2 separate regions of the Homo sapiens genome follow, and region 2 is linked to region 1. Evidence: chromatin loops called from intact Hi-C (ENCODE). Cell type or tissue: heart right ventricle. All regions are shown on one strand.

What was found. Hi-C counts contacts between places; a loop is a spot of excess contacts. Peaks named below come from ENCODE experiments on the same cell type or tissue, not always from the same donor. Only the 100,000 strongest peaks of a DNase experiment are listed, where the experiment ranks them.
Region 2: a loop joins it to region 1, with 2.3 times the contacts of the local background. A loop is called at or near these places in 3 of 110 quality-filtered maps.

What each region holds. Positions count from the first base shown.
Region 1 is chrX:153,817,650-153,820,149 of GRCh38, forward strand. The region is part of intron 1 of PDZD4 (PDZ domain containing 4); the gene reads right to left. Among named protein-coding and RNA genes, the nearest start is that of PDZD4, 12 kb to the right of the region's middle. RefSeq lists a silencer at 1,396-1,555. In heart right ventricle, no CTCF peak of the experiment used is centred here; a DNase peak (open chromatin) is centred at 1,469; H3K4me3 peaks cover 1,077 bases; H3K27ac peaks cover 518 bases.
Region 2 is chrX:153,921,503-153,924,002 of GRCh38, forward strand. ARHGAP4 (Rho GTPase activating protein 4) reads right to left here. Exons shown (of 22, transcript NM_001666.5): 2 at 103-307; 3 at 1-25. Among named protein-coding and RNA genes, the nearest start is that of ARHGAP4, 3.5 kb to the right of the region's middle. RefSeq lists an enhancer at 1,922-2,422. In heart right ventricle, a CTCF peak has its summit at 1,549 (motif pointing right); a DNase peak (open chromatin) is centred at 1,579; H3K4me3 peaks cover 874 bases; H3K27ac peaks cover 2,500 bases.

The DNA.
Region 1 (2,500 bases):
AAGTCACTAGTGGTAAATGTTATGTTATGCGTATCTTACCACAAGAAAACATAAAATTGCCACACAGGACCACAAGGACCAGGGGTATCCTCACAGCAGTGAGGAAGACCGAGGAAGGAAGGACTCAGGGATTAGGCCCAGGGCAGGAAATGGAAGGTTTTTATCTCTAGCTTGAACTTCCCGAGGCATGTGGACATCTCCAGTGCCCCACTCCAAATGTCTGGCCCAAGCCCAAGTCAGCTAACTGGGTGGCATGTGACCATTGCTGTTCAATTAAACTAGGAATTTTTCTTTATTTAAAATCATAAGATGACGGCCAGGCACGGTGGCTCAAGCCTGTAGTCCCAGCACTTTGGGAGGCCGAGACAGACGGATCACTTGAGGTCAGGAGTTCGAGACCAGCTTGGCCAACATGGCGAAACCCTATCTCTACGAAAAATACAAAAATTAGCAGGGCGTGGTGGCAGGCACCTGTAATCCCAACTACTTGGGAGGCTGAGGCAGGAGAACCACTGGAACCCAGGAGGTGGAGGTTGCAGTGAGCCCAGATCACACCACTGTACTCCAGCCTGGGCAACAGAGCAAGACTCCGTCTCAAACAAAAAAAGAATCATGAGATGAAGCTGGGCGTGGTGTCTCGCTCCTGTAGCCCCAAGTGGTGGAGGAGGTAGGGGGCAGGCGGTAGGGCTGAGGCAAGAGGATCACCTGAGCATTGGGAGGTCAAGGCTGCAGTGAGCCGTGATTGTGCCACTCCACTCCAGCCTGAGCAACGGACTGAGACCCTGTCTCAAAAATAATAAAAATTTAAAAATAAATAAATAAAAATTTAAAAAGCAAAAGCATGAGATGGAGGAGCTCACCTAGGGAGTGAATGTAGTCAAGAACAGGAGAGGCCCAAGGAGAGTCCTGGGGCACCCTGACACTGAGCCGGTTGGGGAGAGAGACTAGAAAGTCCCGGGAGGGAAGCCGAGGAGCTGCTCAATGCACTGGGTCGGAGCCCGGGAGGGGAGGGCGAAGGTGGGGCCTCTGGATTTGCTAAAAGGTGGGAGGGGGCCGGGTGGGGAAGCTCGACCTGCATCGACACAGCCTTCCGGAGCTTTTTGCAGAGAAGGAGCAGGTTGGGTTTTCAGGAACATCAGAGGGGCGGCTGAATACCGATGGAAGAGCAATTCGCAAGGCCAGGGAAAGTGCTGGCACCGCTTTCCCCGCATGAGGGGGACATGCGGGCAAGGGAGGGGGGACACAGGGACAGGGGAGGGGGCAACACCGGGCAGGCGAGGCAGGCATGACGCGAAGTCGGCCCCACGGGCAGTCGCTGTGGGGCGGCGATCTCCCGCTGGGCAAGGGACTGGCGGGCCTTAGGGGACGCGGGAAGCGGGGCGCCCTAGGCGGAGAGGGCGGAGCCCCAGGCGCGCTCGCCCCGCCCCCTGAGCCCGGAGCCGCAGACAAAGAGCGCGCCGCGACGGCGGCGGGGTGGCTGCGGCTGCGGGAGCAGGGCGGACCACACTCGTCCCGGCGCCGCCACGCTGGTGGCTGTATTGGCAGGACTCCTGCCCGCCCGCCCCGCCAACCCCGTCGGAGGCTGAGCTCTGTTTCCAGGCTCTGCCCCAGGCACCCTCCTGCACCCAGCGGTGGCAGGCGCACAGCCGGGTGGGGCGCGACGCCCTCTTGCTGATCAGGAATCTCTGGGAAGCCGAGAAGAGAGGCCGGAGAGGCTAAGAAAACAGTTGTGGCCTGGGAGACTCGCAATCCCAAGTGCTTGTCACACGGCGCCTGCGACCCCTTTCACTCTCACTGGCAACGCGCGGGATGGGAGGTGAAGCCACATCACTTCCAGGGGCCCCCGTGGCTGCCACGGAGGTGGGGGGGCTGCCACCTTCGGACTCCCCTTACCCCACTGCTGTAGAGTAGGAAACAAGCTGGGGAAGGACAGAGACAGGAAGTTATCCTCTGCCCGGGGCCGAGCTCTGACCTGCCTGCTGGCTCTCAGCTCTGCCGTCTGGAGTATCCAGGACACCTTGGAAGCAGTTGTGACTGTAGCTTCCAGGCCAAGTCAGGCATCGGGGGATCTCCCAACGAGTAGAGCATCAGAGGAGAAAGGAGAAGCCGCAGGCTCACTACATTCACCCACTCAGTGACCCAGCAAAGTCCCCATTCATGTTTCCCCAGCTCGGGATTTTGAAAATTGTCCGCCCACAAGCATGTGGGAACATCTGCAGATTCCCCACACCTGCTCTCGGGGTTTCTACACACACATGTGCAGAAGCATTTGAAAGCAAGATGCCATCAGTCCCATTCTCCGTGGAACCACAACACCCTTAGCACGGAATTCCGCACTCATACAATGGGCCAGCCTCACATCTCCCCAGCTGTCCCGCTAACACCCTTATAGCTTTTTTTAAAAATCTAGGATTTGAGGCTGGGCACAATGGCTCATGCCTGTAATCCCAGCACTTTGGGAGGCTGAGGCGGGCAGATCACAAGGTCAGGAGTTCGAGAC
Region 2 (2,500 bases), 100 kb after region 1:
GGGCGACAGGAGGGACGGCTCCTTCCTGGGGGTAGAGGGGCACTGAGACCTGGGAGCGGAGCTTGGGCCCTGCCGTGGCCCCCCTGCCAGCACATCACCTACCGGAAGCTTTGGTGCTCCCGGCTGCTCCCCAGGCGGCCTCCACGGCTGGAGAAGCGCTCGGCCAGCTTTTCCAGGCCCCGGGAGTATTCCAGCTCCACCTCAGCGCGGCGCCGCATGAACTCTGCCAGCTCCTGCAGCAACTCCCGCCGCAGCTCGCCCTGCAGCTCCAGGCAGCGCAGCTGCTCGCTCAGCTGCCAGCGCATCTCTGTGGGGGGAACCATGGCTCAGGCCTGGTCAGCACGCCCTGCCTGGGTCAGCCAGGCCAGCGTGGGATGGGAGAGGCAGAGGCACACAGACCCCAGTCCCGTCGGCTCTGAGGGCTCCTTCGGACCCAGCCTAGGCTGAGGGCAAGAGCTAAGAGGGGAGGAAAGAAGCTAGGCCCCTGCAGGCAGATCTGGCCTCAGCTGTCCAGCCGACCTCTGCGCTGAGGCCAACAGATGGCCAGAGCCACCCGGTTGAGGGGGAAGGGGAAGGGTGTCCCAGAGAGAGGGGAGAGCCGCCCCAGCGCCAGCCAGGCACCTTTCAGTTTGGCTTCCTGTCTCTCCCTCGTTCCTGGAAAGCCTCTGAATGGTTTCCCCTGCGACTTCCTTTCCCGCCGGTACCCAGGCTCCGGGAGGTGGCAGCCTCCCTTGCAAACACACGGATACACAACACACAGATCACAGTGCTGCTCAGGGCAAGCCTGCAGCGATCTCGCAGTCTCAGTGGCTGGGGAAGCCTGCCCTCAGGCCCCAGGGGAAAGGACAGTCCACAGTGAGGGCTGGGAGCCAGGGAGAGCTGATCCGGCCTTGTAAGTGAAAGAATGGGGCAGGGAGCTAGCCCCCGTCTTCTGACCCCACTTCCCACTCCCAATCACCCCCCGCCCCACCTGTGCATTCCCCCACCCTGCAGAGAGAGTCACACCCAGGGCCCCATACTGCCGGCCTTTTGACACCCTATCACTGGCTTGATTTGGCAACGCTGCTTCCCCCACACAGGCCTGAAGCAAAGAAGTGCCTGTCCAGCAAGTTTAAGCAACCTGCGGAAGACACTTTTGCCATCTCCTGAGTGCCCGTCCCGAGTAAATAAGATGCTAGCTCAGCTTCTGGCCAGCAGGCTGCCCACCTACTCATCTCCATCCACATCCCCAGGGAGGGACATGAATTGATGTCTTCATTCAGCAGAATGTTGATTATGCACCCATTCTGTGGCAGGCACGTTTTAAATACAAAGGCAAAGAGGTTTGACCAAGTGTCTGCCCTCTTGGAGCTGGGATTGGAATGGGGCACGAACACATATCAGAATGCCCAGGAGTGATGGGTGCGGAGAAGATGAACCCACAAAGCAAGATCAGAGCCAGGGGTGGGTGGGGACAGGGAGGACCTCTTTTTAAAGGAGGGTGGTCAAGAACAAGCCGCATCGTTGGAGCAGAAGGCTGGAGCTGGCTGTACGTGGGCAGTAGGGGGAGTCCGAGAGACCGGTAGGGACAGATGGCACAGAGCCCGGGGTCTGGGCAGAGCTCCCAGCTGGACTCCGAGTGAGAGAGGAGCCACAGTAGTGGGGTGATGTGGTCCAGCTTCGTTTTCAGGGCCCCCTCACACTGCCAGGTGGAGCCCAGGTGGCAGCTACTGTGCTAGTCCAGGCAAAAGACGGCAGGATTCAGACCAGCAGCAGCGAGGGAGGACTCCGCTGAGAAGAGCTCAATCCCATTGGATTTCTGTCCCGCCAGTGACTTCCCAGGGGCTGTTGCATGGGGACCCTGTGGGTTCCGCCTGCCCAGCATCCCTACCTCCTCCCCTGATCTCCTATTGGAGAATGTCCCCTTCCTAGTCTCAGCCCCCTTGACTCCAGGTGCCCCAGCCCTGGCTGCATGCGTCACCCATCCCTCTGTCCCTCCACTCCCTGCCCCCACCAGACTAGCCAGGTGAGGGACCCAGGAGCCTGACCCTTCCAATTGAATTACTGAACAGGAGAGCTCTTCCCACCGGCAGATCAAGCTGGGTAAGTGGAAGCCTGGGGCACGGGACCTCCCGACAGAGCAGGGCAGAGCCCACGATGCCAAGTGAGACAGATGGAGAGTGTCTTCATCCTATCCGAGGCTGGCCTCCTGTGGTTAACTCGTCAGCTCCAAGGCCAGGTGGGGTGGGCGCTAATGCCATTTGAAATCAGGAGAGTCCTCACTGAATCAGTTTAACGTTTTGTTTTGATTTTTTGTTTTGAGACGGAGGATGTTGCCCAGGCTGGAGTACAGTGGTGCGATCTCGGCTCACTGCAACCTCCGCCTCCCGGGTTCAAGCGATTCTCCCGCCTCAGCCTCCCGAGTAGCTGGGACTACAGGGGCGCACCACCACACCCAGCTAATTTTTGTATTTTTAGTAGAGACAGGGTTTCATCATGTTGGCCAGACTGGGTCTTGAAC